Regions from separate parts of the Homo sapiens genome. Here all the other regions are linked to region 1. Evidence: chromatin loops called from intact Hi-C (ENCODE). Cell type or tissue: MCF 10A. All regions are shown on one strand. Region 1 has its middle 120 kb from the start of MIR944. Region 2 has its middle 43 kb from the start of TP63. Region 3 overlaps TP63 (tumor protein p63).

Region 1 (8,000 bases):
ATTGAGCTCACTGCTGGGTTGGAGCTGCAGACTCATTCTGTCAGAGCTTCCCCTTTACCTCCTCCTCCTTGTAATTCACAGTGTTTTCTGTGCCCACTGCTGACCTCCGAGGCTGGGCAAAGCCAAGTTGGGAACAATCTGACTATTGATTCTGTTTCACTCTACAATGGATGGCATCAGCTGTAAAAAGTTGGGTTAATGAGGCACCTCTGGCTTCAACTATCTTATTAAGGGCCCGCAATAAAAATAACCAAACAAGATGTTCCTATCATTTTTTTTCCAGACATGTTGCTGGGGAGGAAAATCTAAATGAATGCTTCGTTTAGTCAACATATGACACATGTTTTCTAGTCATTTTATATGGTACATTTAGGAGAAGGGAGAACAAAAGGTGAATAAGACATGCTGTACCCCCTCTCTTTATTTTGGTAGAATGGCCACAGAGGAGAGCCAGGGTAGCCTAGAGTTTGACAGTCTTTCTACCTTAACAGTCCCTTTTATAATTATCTGATATCTTCTGCTTTTGAAGGACGAATCAATTTCGAATAGATAAGGCCACGTGCCTTCTTGATTTGAGCCTCATTTCAACAGTGAATTGAGTGTTACCTATATATATGGGAATCTTGCCCTGGGCCTCTCTCATCAGACCTAGGTGCCTTCCCGCATGACGGCAGCGTGATGACATCGGTCCTAATAATCTTATCCAGACCCGAGGTAAACCCTCCTCTCTTATTCCAAGTTTATGTTTTTACCTCTGAGTTACTACCTGGTGGTGGGTGGAGGTAGAAATAGGGAATGGACAATAAGCATTACCTGGTATGTCTCATCTCTTTCCACTTGTTAATCGTATATTCCATTGTTTCAAAGGTTGTAATCGTGGTTGGCTTTATAAAGCTTTTTTATGGTCTTGAAGCACGTAGCAATCATATGTAACTACATAATTATCTTGAGAGACACGTCAATGCCATCTTCATTGTGTAAATGGGAAAAAACAAACAGGCACAGAGAAGGTGATGTCGTAAAGCCCTGGTCATGTATGAATTCATTTCACAGAGAGTTTTTGAGTGGCCGTGCCGTTGTAGGCTTAGGGAGGCATTTAAAGATGAATAAAATGTTATCCCTTCTTTTAAGGAACTCAAAGTGGAAAAAAACAGATGTAAACAAATGATCAACTTAAAGTAAGGTGAATGTTACGGCAGAGGATTGTGATAGGGGTAGGAGGAAAGGTCATGCAAGTGGGAAAGGAGTGGTTAGTGGTAGGGAAAAGTTGGAGAGAAGGTGACAGGTGAGCTGGATCTGGCCTGACTGATCTGCCACCAATACGTGGGAATGAGCCACTTAACCTCTCATTGCATCACAGTGTCCTCAGCTGAAAAGTGTTGCATTTGAACTGAATGATTTCTTGGGTTCTAAAGGACTGAGCCTTCGGAGAAAATGAGAGTTCAGAAAGTTGGTGTTTTGGGGTGGAGTGGAATGAGATAGCCTTCGGAAAGCAGTTTAATGAATGCTGTGAAAATCTTAATAAATACCAGTTAAAGAGTAAGTTTTATTGTATTCACTTGCAAGGGAGGTATTATTCAAGTGGGTAGTGTGAAAGCCCTGAAGGACTGAGCTTCCTTCTGAAAAGCAGAGGAGTAGCTACTATCAGAAATAGCTGACGTGAATTCATCGTTGAGACTAAAGTCAATGGGCTCTACCAGCAGCATATTCCTCTGCCCATAAGTCCATGAAACTTTCTACCCTACATGACCTGGAACTAATCTACTTCACTCAAATTATTAGACTTTCGTATCAGAAATGGGAATAATGACAATATTGCAGCACACAGGTATGTTGTCTGAAAAGCCTAGCATTTGGTAAACTCAGTCAGTCTTTTAATAAAACCCGAAAGCCATGTAATGCTTTACTAATGACATCTTTTCCAATGTCAAACAAGGAACAGAAGGAATCATTGAAAGAAAACCATCTCCAACAGGAGTTAATTGGAGCAATTTACCTCATTTAAAACCAAAGGGTCAAATAGGACATAAAGCAACAAGCATCCAATCACCCTTTTTGTTCTCTGTACCTGTTTTTTGGTGTGTTAAACTTTGCAAATGCCTTTGAAGGTCTTAGGCAATCAGACTACTTAGATTTAGAATAAATTATAGAGTCCCTGAGGCTCAGAAGCTGACTTCAAGGCTTCCGGTCACTGGAGTAATATTCTGGTCTATCACGATAGTCCAGTGTTTAGCAACATTTACTGAATAGATGCTAGAATTTTTATTATATTTCAAGTTCAGAATTTCAGGACTTTTTTTTCACAAGGTAATATGAACCAGAATTATATTTCTTTGAAGTTAACATTGGTTAATTAAATAAAGACTACTTGGAGATTTTCAACCCTTCAGCATCCCAGATAAAGGTGTAAACATCTTTTAGGACAGCTGGATTCTCAGTGGTCTTAATCTGCAATTTATTCTAACTTTAGCTACTTAGTATTAAGTAAAGAACAGGCATGGGCGGTATTGTTGAAGCTCCCTTGCCTAGACAGAGTAAAGATTTCTGGGAAAGTAGTCCACTTCATCGTTTAGCATTGGGTTCACTAAGTTTTTCACGACATCCCAATAGATGTGATGATTATTCTCATATAGTGGAAAAAATAAAACACCAGAATAGATAAATAATTTGACAGAAGTCAAAGTCAGTAGATGTCAGTTCCTCGAGTTAAAAAAAAGTTGCTGAACTCTCTAAGAAGATTTTGCAGTTTTGATGTTTTGAATAACTAGGAAGCAGTAGGAATTATTATGAGCTTATCTGACACTAGATCTCACCCACTCCCCCACACTCCAGTGCAAATCCAGAAGGAGGCGACATCTTCAGCAAGATGGCTGCTGCCACTGCTCTGAGTTGGTTAGACATGATTAAAGCTCTGTCTAAACATGCCCTGGTTTCCTCACAGGGAGCACTTTCAGCCTTCTCTGAACTTCCAGGCCGCAGGGCTAAGCACAGGGTACAGATTTTTCCTTGCAGACGTTTGGCTTCTGAGTGATGTTTTTTTTGTCTCTAAGGGTAATAAAAGTACATCAGATGTTGCTCCCTGTACCAGAAAGTTTGCTTTGAAGAACGCGTGAGCCGCTTCAAAGGCTAGGCATGCTGCAGAGATGGCTGTCCCCGGAGACTGTGAGCTATCGGGGTGTGCCTATTAACTAGGGACACGTTGCCCACCAAGCCACTTACCAGCTAAAGGCTGATTGTCAAAAATGTCAAATGTGACAAATTGGCGTGCCAAAACTGAAAACTGCCCTACCTTCAGAATCAGCATGAAATAAACTATCATGCCTTGAACTCTGTGGTCAAAACATGTCATTTATGTGTAGAAGGATTTACAAATTAAATAGAATGATATTTGAATGACCATCAACGTCAGCACAGAGGGCTTTTCATTATTGATCTGAGGTCAACGTTTAACTCATCAGAGCAGGCTAAACAGGGAAGATCAAGTCCATGGTAGGGACCCCAAGGAAGAATCATAGCCACAATTGTGCTTTGTATTTATAGCTTAGCAAGTGAACGACACTGCAAACAACTGACTCCAAGTTGGAAGGGACCTTAGAAAGCACCTGACCTTATGCCCTTTATTTTAGAGGTGGAGAAATGTGAGTTACTCAACTTTACTGAAATGTTAGTGGTAGAAATATGGACTCAAAACCAGCTCCTCTGACTCCTAGAGCGGCAGACCACACTGAGAAGCTATGGAATTGCAGAGAAGAGTGCAGACTGTGTTACCATGGACTTGCAGCCCTTTCTGCCTTTTACTGGCCTTTAACGCACATCTGTTCAGTGTCTTTATCTATAAAGAAAAGGCTGGTAATATCTATTTCATAAGTTATCTAGAGATTTCATTGGCCAGGCATGATGGCTCATGCCTGTAATCTGAGCACTTTAGGAGGCCAAGGCTGGAGGATCACTTGAGGCCAGGAGTTTGAGACCAGGCTCGGCAACATATGGAGATACTGTCAGGAAGGGAAGGGGAGGGGACGGGAGGAGAGGGGCAGGGAGTGGGGGAGGGGAGGGGAGGGAAGGGGAAGAGAAGGGAAGAGGGAAAGAAGGAAGGAAGGAAGGAAGGAAGGAGAAAGGAAAGAAAGAAAGGAGAAACAAAGAAGAAAGAGAAAGAAGAAAGAAAAAGAAAGAAAGAAAAAGAGTAAGAAAGAAAAGAAGAAAGATTAATTGAGATTATAAAAAGAGAGCCGAACACATAGCAGGTAATCATTAAAAGACAATGACTTGTGACTATATCAGAACACCTAAAATGAAGGAAAATGAATAGGACTGTGAATTCTCTGGCAATATTTCACCTGCTCTCATGACTTTTTTTTTTTTAGTGCATTATCCCTTGATCAACCTCAGAACCTTCAAGGTTAATTTTCATACAGTTACATTTAGAAATAGTCTGATCATATATAACACACTTATTGCTAGGGCAGGGGCACAGGAGAAGAGAAACTTGTTACAAAATTACAAAATTGAGAGTGTTTGAACTCCAAGCTGGTTGTCAATCAGCAGTCCAGAAAAGAGAGGCTTGTCTTGTCTGCAGCCACCTCATTTGGTCCTTCTGACAGCCTAGCTTTCTGTCTGCACTGTGACATTACAGCTACTTTGTTTGTGCCAAGCACCTTGAAAGACACAATTTTTACCTATTTCCTTTTACTGAGCTTTCTGTCACTTGCTTTTCAACTGTGTAAAAAACAGAATCGTTAGTCAGCAGCAGAGGGCACTATTAGCATATTTTGCTGTGAGGGGTTAAAAATAAAAAAGAAAGATGCCTCTATGCATTCATTCATTCGTTCATTTTAGCAAGTCTTGATTTAACATCTACTATGTTCTCAGCATTTAGAGAAATGCTAAACAAGCATGAGATGTTGCATTTATAGTCCAGGTGGGAACATGATATGAAATGATACATGTGGTACATGCCTGAATGCAAAGGGTATATGTTTTGGAGGTTTTTGAGGACAGCAGAGTTCAGTTCGGTAGGCTAGTGTGACCCAGGAAGTATTTGGCAGGAAGTTAGTCTAGAGTTGTTTCTTAAATGACGAGTATGATATGGAGTGGTAAAGATAAAATATATAAAAGATAAAATAGACAACATTAAAAAAATCAGTAAGTCATGCATTGCCATGAATATCAACACTAATTGTTGACAACCACTACCCTGACAAGTATTACTTACCTCTACTGCTTATAATAGTCATCGTGGCTCACACGGGTAGCTGCTTTCACAACCATGATGTCATTTTGCCCTTGCTGTAATCCTGTGACTTCAGCTCTATAGGTATTATTATCCTAATTTTACTATGAGAAAATCAAGGCTTTTAGAGGGAAAGTGACTAGCTTAAGCTCACACAGTCACTAGTACTGCTGGGATCCAAAACTGGTTTTCCTCCCTGCTACTGCAGCAGGAAACCATAAATTTGTAACATAGACTCCTCTGGAAAAGAGGGTTTGGGATGTGAAATTAAAAGGAAAAGTCACAGCTGTTAGGCTACCTACAGGTTACCGAGGGCTTGATCGAAAGCTAAACTGAGGCATTGGGGCTTGATCCTGTAAACCTCAGGGAGGATTCTGAAGTTTGGGAGAGCTCGACACAGGTGGTTATAGATTGTAGTTGTTAGATTAACAAAGTCAGCCTGAGAAGGATTGGAGGAAAAAAGGTCAATTGTCAGGGATACCAATAAAGCAAATGTTACACTAATCAAGAGTTGAGTGGGAGGGAATTTGGGAGTAGTCTGCCCCAGTGGGAAGGAGATTTTATCTTTGTCATTGTCTATAGTTGCTGGCACATAGAAATAATACAAGGCAGGCTAATTTCGAATTGGTTTTGTATTGGTTTTAGACCTCTAAAGACAACACCTCGTCATTGCCTGCACCCAGGGGTATCCAATCCTACTGATTGCCTAGCTTAGTCCACCACTGCCAAGGCACATGTGAGGAAGCCTGAGGCAGGCTGGCAGCCGTGGAACTTGCGGGTAAAGGACTAAGCAGAGACATCCTGAAGGAAAAACAAATCAGAACTTGGAGGCTGTCAGAGTCACCAAGAAGAAAAGATAAAAATTATGTCTCTGAGCTGTTGAGCCTAAGAAAATAATGATGTCAGTGATGCAAGCAGAGAAACGAGGGAAAACATCAACTAGTTTCATAGGGAATTTGACCTTATTACACAGAAGGACTCCCAAGTAGCAACTGAACACTTAGCTGGAATGTTTTCGTATAAATGTATTTCCTACTCTGTTTAGTGATTTCTTGCTTGTCATCTTTTTCTTTACCTGAAAACTTATAAATTACTTGTAATAGCTCTTCTACAGGTAAATTAACAGAGGTGACAGGTAACACTGAGTTGTTAGTGCTAACACTCCTTGCTTAAAACCCTTCCAATGATGTAGAAACAAATCCCAGCGATCTTCTGGCTTCCTCGCCGTACGCTGGTGCCCTTGCCTACCTCCTCAACCCTGCATGCTGCCACTTTCCTCCTCTTTATTCCCTACCCTGTAGCATGGCCCTCTCTTGTCTCTCAGATGTTTACATTCAATTCTCTCTGCTGAAAACACTGTCCTCCCACCACCACTCTGGTTTCACCAGGAAACTCCGACCGTGGGTGGTCACCCATCCCACTTTCCCTGGGACCGAGGGGTCTGAAAACCAAACTTGGACAGTTGGTCACTCTACATCATGTTGTGGCTTAGGTCTGGAATATTTCTTCCTCTAGGAAGCCTTCTCTGATGCCATGTACTCCTAGGCTAAGTTCGGTCTCTCTGCAGAGTAGTCCAGACCCACCCTTCCTTACCCTTCTCACACCCCTCATTATTGAGTTTATATTCATGTCTTCTGCTGTCCATGGTAGTGGACTTTGTGCCATCACCACTCTCACCATCTTCGTCTAAGCCACCATCATCTATCTCTCTGCTGAATTACTGCAGTGTCCTCCTAACTTTTCTTTTTGCTTCCACTCTTGTCCTCTTTCGGTGTATTCTCAACCAAAAAGCCAGCGGTATCCTTTTAAACATAAATTAGCTTATGTCATTCCTCTGCTCAAACATCTTTCATTGGTTTTGCATCTCATTGGCTAAGTCATTAGAACAGCCACCAAGACCTGAGGCAGCTACCTCTCTGTTCTTATATCCTATATACTCTCCCCTTGCTTAGTTGGCTGCAGTGGCACTGGCCTCCTTACTCTTCCTAGAACATGCCTGTTGCCTAGCATGCTCCAGCCTCAGGGCTTTGCATTTACTGTTGTTTATGCCTGAGCCATTCTTCCCTCAGGTGTCTACGTGGCTCATTCCCCATGTCTATCTAGTTGAGATCAAAGATCACCTTCCTGGGGAGGTCCGCCATGACCTCTCTCTACAACTGAACTCCTGCAGTCAGCATTCTCACTCCCTCTCTCTGCTTAATTTTTTCTTTTTTTTTTCTTTATTTTATTATTTTTTTTGAGACGGAGTTTCACTCTTGTTGCCTAGGCTGGAATGCGATGGTGCAATCTCGGCTCACCACAACCTCCATCTCCTGGGTTCAAGCAATTCTCCTGCCTCAGCCTCCTGAGTAGCTGGGATTACAGACACGTGCCACCACGCCTGGTTAATTTTGTATTTTTAGTACAGACGAGGTTTCTCCATGTTAGTCAGGCTGGTCTTGAACTCTCGACCTCAGTTGATCTGCACACCTCAGCCTTCTGCTTATTTTCTTCATAACCCTTAATATCATAACTTCCTACTTATGTGTAATCTAACTTGATTTATTGACTACCTCCTTCTGCCCAGAATAAAGTTTCTAAGACAAGAGTTCCATTCATTGCTATATTTCCACAGTTTAAAATATTACATGACACAGATAAGAAATGCATAACTATTAATTAAATGAGTAATTAATTAATGTACACACAATTAAATGAAAGAGTGAACAAACACATTGGAAAGGACAACTGACTGAAAGTCACAAATTTTAGCTTAATCACTCAGGATTTG
Region 2 (8,000 bases), 360 kb after region 1:
TTGCTAATCTGGGAAGAAAAGCTTTCAGCTTTTCACCACTGAGTATGATGTTAGCTATGGCTTATTGTATATGGCCTTCATTGTGTGAGCTACATTCTTTCTATATCTGATTTGTTGAAATGTTTACCATTAAATGATGTTGTATATTGTCAAATGCTTTTTCTGGATCTATGGAGATGATCACGTAATTTTATCCTTCATTCTGTTAATGTGATATATCACATTTATTGATTTGCATGTTTTGAGCCATCTTTGCATTCCTGGAAAAAATCTTGATTGTGCTGTATGGACCTTTTAATGTTCTATTGAATTTTGTCTGCTAGTAGTTTGTGAAGGGTTTTTGTATATATGTAAATTAGGAATATTGGCTAATTTCCTTTCTTTTATTATGCTTGTCTGACTTTGCTATCAAGGTAATGCTGGCCTCATAAAATACCTTTGGAAGTGTTCCCTCCTCTTTAATTTTTTTAGAAGAGTTTGACAAGAAATGGTGTTAATTCTTTATAAATGTTTGTTAGAATTCACCAGTGAAGGCATTAGGTCATAGGATTTTCTTTGCTAGGAGGTTTTAGTTTACTGATTAAATCTCTTTACTCATTGTTGGCCTATTCAGATTTCCTATTTCTTCATAACTTAGTATTGTTAAGTTGTGTATTTTTAGAAACTTATCCATTTTTTTCTAGGTTGCCCAATTTGTTGGCATATGATGGTTCATAAAAGTCTTTAGTGATCCTTTGTATTTCTGTCATATCAATTGTAATGTCCTCTTTTTCATTTATAATTTTATTTGAGCCCTCTCATTTTTTCTTAGTCTGGGTAAATGTTTGTCAATTTTGTTTATCTTTGCAAAACTAACTCTTACTTTCATTGATCTCTTCTATAGGGTTTTCTTAGTCTCTGCTGTTATTTCTGCTTTTATTTGTGTTATTTCTTTCCTTCTACTATGTTTGGGCTTTCTTTGTTCTCCTTTTCCTAGATCCTTGAAGTGTAAAATTGGGTTGTTGATTTGAGATTTTTCTTCTTTCTTCAAGTAGGCATTTATTGCTATAAACTTCTTACTTAGAAATATTTTTGCTGTAGCCAGTGAATTTTGGTATATTTTTTTCTTTCATTTGTCTCAAGATATATTTTGATTTCCCTTTTCCCCATTGGTTGTTCAAGAATAGGATGCCCAATTTCTACATATTTGTGACTTTTTTCTGTTTTTTTCCTAGTATTTCTTTGGGTTTCATACCATTGTGGTAGGGAAAAGGTATTTGAGATGATTTTAATCTTCTCAAATTTGTCAAGACTTATTTTGTGGGCTAATATATAAAGAATTCTGAAGAATGCTTCATATGTTCTTGAAAAAATGTATGTTTTGCTGCTGTTAGCTGAAGTGTTATGCATATGTCTATCAGGTTCATTTGGTCACAGTGTTGTTTAATTCTGCTGTATCATTTTTGGTTTTCGGTCTGGATGACATATCCATTGTTTAAAGTGGGGTTATATAAGTCCTCTACTATTACTCTGTTGCTGTTTACTTTTCTCTTCATTTCTGTAATATTTGCTCAGTATATTTAGGTACCCCAATATTGGGTTCATGCATATTTACAATTGTTATATCCTCATGATGAACTGATTCTTTTATCATTATATAATGACCTTCTTTGCCTCTTGTGACAGTTTTTGACTTAAAGTCTGTGTAAGTATAGTCACCCCTGCTCTCTTGTAGTTACCATTTATGTGGCATATCTTTTCCCATCTCTTCACTTTCAACCTATGTGTGTCTTTAAAGCTAAAGTGAGTCTCTTGTAGGAAGCATACATTTTGATATCTCTCTCTCTCTCTCTCTTTTTTTAGTCACGTTTGCCATTCCATGTCTTTGATTGGAGAATTAAACCCATTTATGTTTAAAGTATTATTGACAGGAAGGAATTACTATTGTCATTTGGTTAATCATTTTCTATATACTCAGTAGTTCTCTTTTTTCTTTTTTTGGTGTGTGTTGATGATCTTTTTTTTTTTTGTAGTGGTTTGCTTTGATTCCTTTCTCTAGATTTTTTTGGATATCTTTCATTGGTGTCTGTGTATTTTAAGAAGTAAGCACCTCTTCTAATCTTTACAGACTGATTTTGGTAAGGAAAGCCCTTTACCAGTCAGCTGGCTTAATTTTGTGTGAGCAGCTCGTTGGGTCTGTGGGTAGACATGCTGTTTCAGTCCTCAGGTGGGCTGACCTGAATCCTGGGTCAGTTGGCAGGCAAACCTGGTTTCTGGGTTCACAAGGGCTTGGCTGGTGCTTTGTTCCAGTGAGGATGGCCTGGCACTAGGGCGGGCCTGGAGCTGCGGTTTGCAGGAGCCAGTCTGGCACTAGAGTTAATGGAGTATGTCCATGGCAAAACCAAATGTTGACTTTACTCTCCTTCCTCTACCTTGAAGGTATCTCTCTCCACAGTGCACTCCAGGAGCTTGCAGGAGGCTGACATGGGTAGTGTGAAACTGTCCTTTATAACCTCTTCAATGTATCTTTTATCATTTCTGTGCTCCACCTAGGCACCGCAATCTCTCATCTGGAGTCCTTATCTGTTGTGAAGTTATTTTTATGACTGGATGGTTTTTAAATTCATTTTTCTTTGAAAGGATATATGCTGGAGACTCTTATACCACCATATTGCTGATGTTACTTTCCTCTCTGCTATGTTTTCCTTGAGTCGTATTTTCATTCTTATAGCTTTGCAAAATCAATAAAATATAATCATTTGAAATGCATATTTATTTTGTTATGCATTTAATTTTAACAACAATATATGAAGGCATTTAGGCATCATGGAAATGTGTTTTAGATACATATATATATATAAAAACACTAACCTGATAAATCTAGAAACATGTTTGTTGATAGACTGGCCTCAATATTGCTAATAAAAAGATCATATATAAGAGGTCTGGTCAAACTTATTGCATGCTGTTGTAAGACTTTTATGTGTTAGTGGATGCAACTGGCTTGCTAACACAGGTATCCTTGTGTTTGTTGAATGAAAACGAATGTATGAATAAATGAAAAAGTGAATGGATTTTGGATGCAGACTTTACGATAGTGTTCACCTCCAGAGAGAGTTCAATGAGCCCACCTGCGGGATTTGGAGGGCTAGGTGGGTGAGGAACCAGACATCTCAGTACCCTACTTTCTAATTTTATCAACATCTTATATAAGCCATGTGTAACATTACAGTGATACCTCAATTAACACAACCTTTGGAACAAAGGTCCCTTATAATCAAGTTGGAAGCATTGACAATAACTCATAAACTTGCAAAGCATGCTACCATGTGTCACTCTGCTCTGTGTCAGTATTCCAGTGAAGCCGCATGTCTGCACTTGGCAGATACCATTGTGCATAGCTGCCACTGGCACCCACAATCAATAGAACTGATACTATATTCCTGTTCAACTTGTTCTCTCCTCTTGGCTTTCTTTTTTCTGATCTCTTTTCAACATTAATGGCTATATCTCCTTCCACTCAAGTGTCTGATGTCCTTCTGTTCTTTAGCTTCTAATCCCCACCCTATCAAAATAAAAAGAGGTCTTGTGGATAGCTTTTCATACTGGTGACTTGCCTGATTGATTTCAGCTAATTCTGAGGTAATACATATTTATATACCAGGCAGTGCACATTATAAAACCACACCTGCCAATAGTTCTGGGAAGGGATAACACATGGTTTAGAAAGATCACTGAAAAAGAGCATTGTATGATCTATGTCATTGAAGGCTGTATTGCTGAATCACCACATGCTATTGAACTGCCAGTCCTTTTTGCTGACCTTGTTTCCACATTTACAAAATGAGAGGATCGATGATCTCTAAGGATCTTTCCAGATCTAGCTTTCTTGGATACAGAATTCATAACCGAAAACCTATGGAGAGAATTAGCTGTTTCTCTCTCAATTCCAAGATTCGGGAGAACTGAAAATGCATAGTGCCGGCTGATGTTGTTTTATCATGCTGAGTCACAGAAGAAATTTTTTTGAAAATATTTCTCTTGAAATATAAAAGGAATTATCACTAGGGTGCTTAGTAATAACCCCTTAGGGAAAAAGGCAGAGAATTACAAAACCAAGTGGCATGACACCACTACTATCTTCCCAGAATCTGGATAGAAGTTTCAAGAGTCAGGACGTGATTCACAGTGTTCTTTTTTCTTCTGCAATCATGGAATCATGTATCCAAATGCAGCCTTCATCAGCCTTTTTTCTTGAGTTTCAGTGATAAGAATATCTCTCTTGTTAACTCTGGACACATACTGAGTGTGAAAAAAAATTAGTAGCTTCAAACTACTAAAAATCCAACCAACCAACCTAACGTATCTTAAGTTGTAAAACCCAGCTTCCTCCCACTTAGTTTCTACTGCCCTTTTACCAGCCCTAGGCATTTGGAAGGTGGAAGGGGAATTCAATGTACATAATTTCCTATTACTGGATTTACATGGCTTGTAAGGCAAAACTGGGCATTTTGCCTGTAACTCTTCAGAGAGAATTTATCAGGCACAGACTCTGAGCTTAGAATTTTACTACCACAAATATAAGAAACTTAAAAAGGTAGAAAGGCATGTTTCCCTGGTGCTAAAATATTTAAAGGTATTCTCTCTTACCCTCTCCAGTTGTTCTGTCTTTACAGAGTACTGAAATCTCAGACTGATGAGGATCTTATAAGAAAGGTTATCAAATGTTCTGTCTGATGCAGTCTTCCACAGCCCCTTGAAGTAATATCTAACTTTTGCCTGAACATTGTCTTTGATAGGGAACTCATTTCCTCACAAGATGGCCAGTTCTATTTCCAAATGGCATTGATTCTAACAGAGTTCTTCTCTCTACATTAAAGTAAAATATGACTCACTACAATTTCTACCCAATGAAATGTTTAATTCTCCCTCTTGGGGCCTCATGTTAATTCCTCTTACCCTTGATATTCCTTAAAATATTTAAAGACAGCACAGTCTCTGAAATGAAGTTCCTTGAATTCTCCCAGAGAAGGAACTTGAATTACAAAATTGGCTAGAGAGGAGATGACAATTATTTGGATGTACAATTATTTCCAGGTGGTCACAACGCAGTTATTATTATTAATGCAGATGAAGTGAAAATTAGGTAGCAGGAAAAAAGTGAAAGGTTCAATTCCTCATATCTTAAATAAGTTAATGAATCAGTCGATTCATCAAAGCAGCAAGAACAAAAAAGCAGTTGGTGAGAGCTCTATTTTGGCAGGAGGAAAGCTCAATTTCACATCCACTATTTTATGCCTATCTCCTCTCCCTGTGTTGCTAATTATCTAAAATGAAAGTTTTGCTGCTTACTAATGACTAGAAAGAGAAGAGAGAGATAAATTGGTAAAGTTACTAAAAATAATCTCAGAGATACACAGAGGTTGACACAGAGGATGACACACTGAGGGTGCAAAGGATCATTTTCTAGATTGGAAAGCGAACCACATCAAATATTGCAAAACTGAAAAGGGAAAACTAAACTGCTCTGCATTAGGACCATACATAGAAGTGAAAAAGCACAAAGTAAGGGTGATGTGATTAGCAGAGGCACAAGTTAAAGACATAGGACTTTTGTTGTTGTTGTTGTCGTCGTCAAGTAGTGTGGCTATTTGAAATGAATAGTACAAATGTAGGCTACGTTCATGACAGGGTGTTTCCAAACAGAGGAGTATCGTGTTCCAAACCAAGAAACCATACCAAGGGTACAGTTCTAGCTGCCATGGCTTTCAAGAAAAGCAAACATCCTGGAACATTTTTGGAGTAATTTGACTAGGTTGGAGAAGTAACAAAACTATACCTTTACAAAGAGGAATGAAGGCTTTTGTAAATATTCATCTTGGATCAGAAAGAGCTCATGGAAAAACTTGAATGATTCTTCTGGAAAGGACGAATTAGAGGTAATAAAGGGGGAGAAAATTTCAGGAAGGCAAAATAAGGTTCAATATAAGGAAGCGCTTTCTAAACAGAACTATCTAACAATACGATAGGTCAGCTCAAATAGTAGAGAAATTGAGGCTAGGTCCATTGCTACGGATCCTGCTTTAGGGGAAATTTAGGCATCTGATTAACATTCCGGCTCAGTAGGTCCTTAAAATATAAAACTTTACTTCAGAACAAGATAACACCTTGAGACTTGGATTTGCTGTAGTCTTAAGACAAGTCTCATCTAACTAGGAGAATGACCCTAGACTAGAGACACAACTTTTAGTTTGTGCTCTAGGCTAAACAGTTTTGTAACTTTAAGCAATTTCTTTTCCTCCCTGGGCTTGGCTTTTCTTCTACAAAAGGCAGGGATATGTACTTAGATCATTGATTTTCAAACTTAAAATATTACCCGGAAGCATAAATAATTAAAATAAATTAATTAAGGAATACACTGTTGGTGGGAATATAAATTAGTACAGCCACTATGGAAAGCAGTATGGAGGTTCCTCAAAAACATTAAAAATAAAACTACCATATGATCCCAAATTGGACCCCACTTTCCACTCCTTGGCAATATCTTGGAACATCGCATTATAAGTTTGCCTTGTCATCTCAAAGGAACTCTGAGTTGCTTGTGACAGCATATTGAAACATGCTTGGGGTTGGTTAGGAATCATAACTTCTCCACTTGCTAACTGTGTGATCCTGAGAAAATGACTTACCTTCTTTGAGCCTCAGTTTCCTCATTTGTAAAATAATAATGGGTATGTATGCCAATTAAAAGGGGTTTGAGGGAAGATCAAATGAGATAATGTATGCTAAATGCCTGGTACAGAGGGAGTTTCATGAGTTAATAATTTTATCCATTCTTTCCTTTGCCCCAAAGGAAAGGCAATTCAAACACTTCTTAGGGGAAGCTCTCGATTTTTGTGACTTGGTTGTCGCTACTGCCTTTCTTCCCTTGATCCAGTCCTCATTCAGTATTTATAAACACTAAAATAGGAAAAAAGATTGGCTAAGTAAGAAGGAAAGAGCATTTTTTTTTCATTAGGAACACTTTAAAGAGTGTGTGTTTACATATCTGATCTAATTTGATCCTCACAACAACATCTTGTGGAAGATATTACTCTCTCTTACAGCTGAGAAAATGGAGACTAAGGATTCAGTGACTTGCCCAAAGTCACTTCACTAGCTGGAGAGAAACTAAGACTCAAAATTGCTCTGTCTTTATTTTGAAACTCAAGATTTTTGTGTTCTATGTTGTTGTTTAAGTGGATCCTTCTTGGTTTCTGCCCTTGGGAAAGTCTTAACGCTTCCTTTCAGTGTGAGTCTGGGGAAGAGGAGGTGAGATTTCACTCTAGATCAGAGAGGGCAAAGAGCAGCTAGGTCTGCCTTGTCCTTACAGGAACAGTTTCACCTGGTCTTCCCTCACCTGTGGGAACTCTTCCTTCTAGAGCTGCTCTGGAACACTAAAATGTATAGCCTTATCCCACAGGAATAACCATCTTCCTTGCTCATTGTCGCAGCCTGTGTCTGGGGTGTTAAACTCTCTTGCAAGGGAATTTTAACATTTTTTTCAACTTTGCCCTTGCTTGTCTTTAGAATGATCCACAGCTCATTGTCCGCCCCCTTATTTTTGGATTTTGCAAACACCCTAAGGCCTTTTGAGGAAGAGTCATGCTTCCTCGTGGGGTTGTCCCTGAAGTTCATTAAAGTCTGTTTCTCCTGGCACTGCAGTGATGATGTCCCCTATGCTTTTGGCTGAGACCCACAGATCTAGCCTGATCATTGAAATAAGCTGAAGCAATTCAGCAATCCCAAATATGGGAAGTCTGAGTATAGGAAAACCCATAAAACTTCTGATGCAATGGTTGCTGACAGATTTCACCTACCTTCCTTCTCTACACACCCAACTATCCACAACTCACCCTAATATGCAGTTCAGAGTCACACACGTGCTTCTGAAGGGAGAATTTGGCACCAGCTCTCCATTCCCTAGGGCATGGCTGGGGATTATGTTCAACAGATAACTCACCACTAAGGGTGCATTGTAT
Region 3 (8,000 bases), 280 kb after region 1:
ACAGATGTGAGCCACCACGTCTAGCCAGCTATTACTTCTTTAAATACTTTTTTCACCCCTTTCTCACTTGTCTTTCTAGGATATTAGTTAAACATTTGCTAAGATCCTTTGATATTGTCCTGTATGCTTGAGTTGCTATTATATTTTCTTCAATATTTTTATTTCTTAACATTGGATAACTTCTATTTATTTGGTTGAAATCCATTGACACTTTCTTTTTCTACCTTCAGTCATCTGTAAAGCTCATATGGATTTAAGATTTTAGTTACTGCATTTTTGTTGTAGATTTTCTATTTCATTTGCTTTTATATTTTTCATGTCTCTGTTTAGATACCTCATCTATATAACATTAAAAGCATATTTTCATTTTATTCCTTGAAATGAACAATAGTTTCCTTTAAGTTTTTATTTGATAAATTAAACCTCAGGATGACTTTAAAATCTGTTTTTATTTATTTAATTTTTTCAATTTTATACTGGACATCTTGGATGATGTAATTTAGATAAACTGGATTTTGGATTTTTTTTTCCAGAAAATTGCTGATTTTTGTTCAAATAAGTAGCTCTATCATAGCCTATTTACCTTAAACTTGTATTCGCTTAGTTTTATGCTTTGTTGAACATATCTGTGCAATGCCTAATTTTTTTTCTCAAGCCCCTGTAACTTGCTACGGCTTAATTTCTAAACTCTGTCTTCCTGTGGATATTGTCAAAGCTGAGTTTTACGCTTTAATAAGGAGGTGTTGTATAGGCCTTACTCTTGGGTAGGGTCAGCAAACTATGGTCTGTGGGTCAAATCTCGACTGATACCTGTTAATTTTATGATTAAAGCTGTAGTGGAACATGGCCACACCTATTTATTTATGTATTTTCTATAGATGCTTTCACATCTCAAAAGCAAGGTTAAGAAGTTGGAACAGAGATTATAGGGACCAGGGTCAGAAAACATTTGCTGTCTCTTGCTGTAGAACATGGTCTATACTTAAGGAATGAACTTCTTGATGTCTCAGTTGAATACTCAGGATATTAATAAGATTTTTGCACTCTAGCTGAGTTGGGGCATTGGGTTCTTCCATAACCATGCAATCTTCAGCTTCTGTTCTACTCTCAAGTCTTTAGTACTTATTTGCTTTGCAGCCTCCCATAGTCTCTTCCTGAGCTTGTAAAGATTATCCCATAGCCAGACACCCTACAAGAGCTCCCACACAAACTCTGGGGTTCCTACTCAAATTAGCTCCCTGCTCTCTGGTGCCCTAGTCCACAGATTCTACCTCCTTCAGCAACTCTTAAATCTACTTTCTCGCACCTCTAATCCCAGCACTTTGGGAGGTAGAGGCGAGTAGACCAAGAGGTCAGGAACTTGAGAACAGCCTGGTCAAGATGGTGAAACCCTGTCTCTACTAAAAATACAAAAATTGGCCAGGCGTGGTGGCGGGTGCCTATAATCCCAGCTACTCGGGAGGCTGAGGCAGGAGAATCTCTTGAATCCAGGAGGCAGAGGTCGCAGTGAGTAGAGATTGCACCACTGTACTACTCTCGCCTGGGTGACAGAGCAAGACTCCGTCTCAAAAAAAAAAAAAAAAAAAAATTCTAACTTCTGCCTTAGCTTCAGTGGGACTGTCGTGCTATGCTTGTGTGTCAGCTCCTTCTTTCACAGTTTAGGAAATTGTTCTCAGGCAGAGAGTAGGTTCAATCATGAGACACACTTTTATGAGTTTTTTTTTTTTTTTTCAAAAACTGTAAGCCTGTGCTGTCTTTTGTTCAAGGCCTGAAAAGTTTTCTTATATATTTTGTCCAATATCAGTGTGTTTATATATGGTCACAAGTATAAGTTCCTCTACTGTCATTTAAAAATATCCAATCCATTCTTTTGTAAATGCATGTAAACCCATTTACATACATACACACAATTTCCCTTTTAGTAGATATTAAGCCAGTGATAGTATTATACTCATTTCATGTTACTTGAGAACTACCCATATACACTAAGCTTGAATTTAGGAGAATGAATTACTCACTTCTTCCAAGAAACTGCCAAAAGTTTCTTCAGCTACCTTTCAGATTTTTGACACCTCACAAGGTAAATCAACTGCCATATTAACCAATGTTGTATTATTTATTACTATTTTACTGTTTACCTATTCTAAATCATTTCTTAATATTCATCTGTCTCTTCTCTATTTCATTCTCTTTCTCTCCTTTTGCTAGAATAATATTGGATTTCAGACTATAGGTTGAATTTAAAACCTCCCAATTTCATTGTTTTTGCTAGAATATAAAAAGTCATAATTACAGTATAAGTCTATTTCATTAATTAGTATTTGTTCATTACACAGAATAAATAACTTCATATAATCATTATTTTTGTATTAGTTGATATAACTTTTGTGTAACCAATCTCAGGGGTTTTGAATGATAGTAGAATGTCAAATATGTCTTATTAAACCTAAGTGGAGTTTCTCTGTTAAAGGGTCACATTTTTAAAAGCATAAAATCAGAATACTTTGTGCTCTTTCTATAACTACTAGAGTTTTCAAGGAATTGTAAGAATAATGTTTAATAAAATCTACTCATTAGTTTATAATTGGAAATGTGCTTATTTATTACGTTTGATAAGTATCTTATGGCTATAAACAACCTCCCCTACTTAAGAAAGGCCTAAGTAAGTATTTGAATAACTGGGTTCTGATGTCTTTTCCTTTCCTAAGGAAAACTATATTTATTTTCAGTTAGATATTAGATATCCATCGTAGTCATCAGTACCCATTATTATACAAATATATATTTGCAGTGCTTACACTTTTTTAAAGTTTCTGGTTGCATTTCATGTTGACCCAGGTTCAAATAATGCTTTTATATACTGGAAGCTATAATTAAAGTTATGCTTAAAATTAAAAAACAAAAAAGACAAGCCTTTAAAATAGAAGTGCTAATAAGACCTTACATGAACTTTCCTAAATGTCGTGGCTGTAGGAATTAGCTGACTTTTATCTATAAAATGGGTAATTGGTGTATTAGTTAGGTTACTTTCTGCTGCATATAATACACACCACAATTAAAAGTGGCTTTAAAGAATATATTTTTCACATGACAAGGTGGCTGAAGTGTGACTCCAGAATTAATTAGTGTTGTGATTCAATATCATCATCAAGGATTCACTCTTCTTCCTGCTCAGCCATCCTCTGCATGTTAGGTTTTGCCTTCAGATATATCCCCTCATAGTTGCAAATATCAATAACATCAAATATTACATTCACTTCATCCTCAAACTACATATACTCTAATCTATTTGGGAATTTTACTCAAAACATACCAAACTAGGACCTGATCCTGACAAAAAGTAGCTTATCAGGTTTGAACACGAGATTATAATGTTGAAGTAGGGTTGAATTTGTGAATAGCAGAAGCTGATCAATATTTGTGATATTCCTCTATTCTCAGTGGCATGCTGACACATGTTTAACAACTGGATATCTGAGATAAAAATCCCTGAACCGTAGCATAAGTCAATTTCTACAGCATAAATACTCCCAACATGGCCAATTTTAAGCTACAAAAATTATGTCACTGAACACAGAGTGAAGAAAACCACGGGTGGTAGTACACTCTCATAAGGAGTCGTTTTACCATGCAAAGGCAGTAAGTGTAAAATAATGAGAACACAGGTAATAGTAAGATGTAGTAAAAGAATTAAGAAGTGATGAGTTTGGTTATTTATGCTTTCATTCTAATATTTTTACTTAGTTATAAGTCTATACAGTTTATTTTTTAATAATGGCTATATTTCACAATTGGTTTGTAAAATTCCTGAATATTTAATAACCAGATGGTATGAGCAGGTACAAGCTAGCTCCGATACAACACTGTCTCCCCACCAGCTAGATCTCTTCTGCTTTTAGTGAAATTATAGCTTTCTACCATCTACACACATAAAAGGCTATGGATTCTCTTAAACATTACATAAAAACAAATACTACTATTTCATTCATTATGAAAGTAGATGGAACTTTATTATGTTTAATATCCAAGCATACAATTCAGCAATAGTCAGAGAACACCAAAATATTTTATAAACTAAAGGAGAAATAAGAGGCACATACAATAAAGTCTTACTGTCACATTTTACTGAAATTTGATCTGGAGGAAAAAAAATAAAAACTGAAAAAATGACATCTTGAATCAACTAAGGCCAGAAGTCTTGAATTCTGAGTCACTGTTTTCTTTTTTAACTCAGGCTCTGGTTCCTGTGGGATTCAGATGTCTATGCAATGTGGCATGCTGCAATGCATGTTGCATCACAGAGCATTATCTTCCTCAGTTAGGAAATAGGATGGCAGTACCAAAGACCGACCATCTCTAGCTTTAAAGTTTGTCATTTTGAATGTTTTTGAAAAAATATTTCTATGTAATTTTGAGCATAGTACTGCCCTTCATATTTAAAATTTACAAAAGATTTTAGTAACGAGATAGGCATGCAATAAATTATGTCAGATTTATGTTAAATTTCTTTGCTGGGTATTGTGATATTCCTGTTGCTGTTCACATGTCCAAGTGCCTATTTTTACCAAAAAGCTCTTAAACCCTTTAAAGGCAGGGCTTGGGGGGATAGGAAAGATGACAAAAATATAGTTTAGGGGGAAGTCAGACCTAAGTTTTAAGTTCTAATCTGCAGCTTACTCTCTGTAGAGGTTTGGATAAGTAATGTACTTTTTCCCAGTCTCCATGTTTTTAGATATTTAAAATGTTTTGGAAGTTAATTACGCTAAAGCACTTAGTAGACACTCAAGAAATAATAGATATATATTTGTTTCTGTGTCCAAGGCACCTAACACTAAGCTTAACATATATTACAACATTATTATTTGCTAAATGCGTAAGTGAATTTAAGAATAAAAATGAAAGAATGAAATGGCTGGGTGCGGTGGCTCAGGTCAGGTGCAGTGGCTCATGCCTGCAATCCCAGCATTTTGGGAGTCTGAGGTGGGAGGATCACTTGAGGTCAGGAGTTCAACACCAGCCTGGCCAAGATGGTGAAATCCTGTCTCTACTAAAAATACAAAAATTAGCTGAAAATAGCGGCATGTGCCTGTAATCCCAGTTACTCAGGAGGCTGAGGCAGGAGGATCTCTTTAATCTAGGAGATGGATGTTGCAGTGAGCTGAGATTGTACTGCCGAACTCCAGCCTGGGTGACAGAGTGAGACACTGTCTCAAAAAAAAAAAAAAAAAAAAAAAAGAATGAATGAAATAAGCCACTTAAATTATGAATTAGGTGTTTTAGTTCATCTTGCCTGAAATTGTACTGAAATTATAGCAGCTCATCTTTGTGGACAGCAAAGGATAGCATAACCACTTTAAATGATTCTATAAGATGCTTTAAGATGATGTTTCTATAAATCTTTTCCTCTGGGTCTTAATTTCTTTCATTGATGAAAAAGAACTTAAATGGTAAGGACTCCATGGTTCTTGATAACTCTGAAGTCCTTCCAGAACCTATCTTATATTTTTAACTATAATCACTATTGTACAGAACTCAATGTCGTAAAAGTATTTTGATACTTACTGATATTTGTCAACAGTAGTCAGAGCACCATCTTCAAGGTCTCTACAGAATTAATACCCCAGCTACAAACATCAGTAAGACCGGAGGATCTTAACCACTTTGTGGGTAACTGATAATTTTAAAAATATGATCAAAACTCTAAAATGTTTATTTTGCAATAGTTAAATTTGCAAAAAAAAATTCAGAGCACTTATGAAAGCCACATAATAAGTTAAAATCACTTAATCTATTCAGACCACTTTATATACATAGAAACAAAAATAAGTCCCAGAAAGACTCTCTTAATCTTATATAAATAATTAGTGATCAAATTAGAATTCCAACAGTTTCCTTATCTTTGGTATGCTTCATAAACTGTAACATATATCCACAAATGTTTAAGAAACTAAAATAGAGGAAAGAACATGTTCTCTTCATCCCCATAAAAGACAAATTGAAAGTAGAGATGTGAAGTCATATATTTATTTATATTTTTTCTTTCAATGACTAAGATAAACAATCAGCCTATTTAAGGAATTGAAATACTGTACTATATATTTGAAACACAGAGCTAACCTAATAATTTGTTTTTTAAATAAATTCTACATATTATGAAGAACATAAACACTAGATGTTTATTCAGAAGATCTTCCACTCAAGTGTAGAAAGAAGCCTATTTGTTTAAAAATAAACTTTTATTCTGTGTGCAGATTAGAGGAATGTACACATACTTAACCATATAGCAAGTCTCAATAAATTAAAAAAAACTGAAATAATACCAACGATACTCTCAGATCACAGTGGAATAAAAGTAGAAATCAATACCAAGAAGATCTCTCAAAACTAGGCAATTTACATGGAAATTAAACAACTTGCTACTGAATGACTTCTGGGTAAACAACTAAATTAAGGCAGAAGTCAAAAGTTTTTTTGAAATAAATAAAAACAGAAACACTGCATACCAAAATCGTTGGGATGCAGCAAAAGCAGGATTAAGATGAATGTTTATAGTGCTAAACACTTACCTCGAAAAGTTAGAAAGACCTCAAATTAATGATCTAACATCACACCTAAAGGAACTATAAAAACAAAAACAAACTAACCCCAAAATTAGCACAAGAAAAGAAATGACTAAAATCAGAGCAGAGCTTAGGAAACTTGAGACCCCAAAATTCACCCACAGAATCAACAAAACCAAAAATTATTTTTTGAAAGGATAAACAATATTGATAGACTCTAGCTAGATTAACAAAGAAAAAAGAGAGAAGATCCAAATAAGCGCAATCAAAAATACAATGGTGGCATTACAACCAATCCAGAGACATACAAAAGTTTCTCAAAGACTATTATAAACATATCTATTCACACAAACTGGAAAATCTAGAGGAAATGGATAAATTTCTAGAAACACAACCTCTCAGGATTGAAGCAGGAAGAAATTGAAACTCTGAAGTGGCCAATATTGAGTTCTGAAATGGAATTGGCATTAAAAATTCTACCAACCAAAAAAGCCTGACTACATAATTCACAGCCAAATTCTACCAGACATACAAAGAGGGCAAGGTACCAATTCTATCAAAACTATTTCAAAAAAATCAAGCATGAGGGACTCGTCCCTAACTAATTCTATGAAGCCAGCATCACCCTGATACCAAAAGCTCGCAAAGGCAAAATGAAAAAAGAAAACTAAAGGCTAATATCTCTGATGAACATAGACACAAAAATCCTCAACAAAATACCAACATATTGAATCCAGCAGCGCATCAAAAAGTTAATTCACCATGATCAAGTAGGCTTCATTTCTGGGATGCACGCTGGGTTCAACATATACAAATCAATTAAATGTGATTTAACACATAAACAGAATTCAAAACAAAAACCCCATGATCATCTCAAAAGATGTGGAGAAAGATTTAGATAAAATCCAACACCCCATCATGATAAAATCCCTCAAGAAACTAGGCATCAAAGGAATATACCTCAAAATAATAAGAGTGATCTACGGCAAACCTACAGCCAACATCATACTGAGTGTGCACAAATTGGAAACATTTTCCTGGAGAACTAGAAGAAGACAAGGATGCTTACTCTCACTACTTCTATTCAACCTAATACTGGCAGTCCCAGCAAGAGCAATCAGGCAAGAGAGAAATGAAAGACACCCAAATAGAAAAGGAAGAAGTCAAAGTCTCTCTTTGCTGATATGATTTTACACCTAGAAAACCCGAAAGACTCCACCAAAAGGCTTTGAGAACTGATAAATGACATCAGTAAAGTTTCAGGATACAAAATAAATGTATAGTTACACTGATAGAAATGCTATCAGTAGCATTTCTATACACCAATAATGTTGAAGCTGAGAGCAAATCAAGAATGCAATCCCATTTACAATAGGAACACACACAAAAATACCTAGGACTACATCTAACATCGAAGGTGAAAGATCTCTACAAGGAGAA

Evidence for each region. Peaks named below come from ENCODE experiments on the same cell type or tissue, not always from the same donor. Only the 100,000 strongest peaks of a DNase experiment are listed, where the experiment ranks them.
Region 2: a loop joins it to region 1, with 6 times the contacts of the local background. A loop is called at or near these places in 4 of 110 quality-filtered maps.
Region 3: it touches region 1 in a loop (3-fold over the local background); 10 of 110 quality-filtered maps call a loop at or near these places.

The regions. Positions count from the first base shown.
Region 1 is chr3:189,945,397-189,953,396 of GRCh38, reverse strand. No RefSeq gene overlaps it. Among named protein-coding and RNA genes, the nearest start is that of MIR944, 120 kb to the right of the region's middle. In MCF 10A, a CTCF peak has its summit at 4,754 (motif pointing right); a DNase peak (open chromatin) is centred at 4,756.
Region 2 is chr3:189,584,722-189,592,721 of GRCh38, reverse strand. No RefSeq gene overlaps it. Among named protein-coding and RNA genes, the nearest start is that of TP63, 43 kb to the left of the region's middle. RefSeq lists an enhancer at 5,635-5,774. In MCF 10A, no CTCF peak of the experiment used is centred here; DNase peaks (open chromatin) are centred at 4,101, 4,431 and 7,901.
Region 3 is chr3:189,660,757-189,668,756 of GRCh38, reverse strand. All of the region lies in intron 1 of TP63 (tumor protein p63), which reads right to left. Among named protein-coding and RNA genes, the nearest start is that of TP63, 33 kb to the right of the region's middle. In MCF 10A, no CTCF peak of the experiment used is centred here; a DNase peak (open chromatin) is centred at 4,256.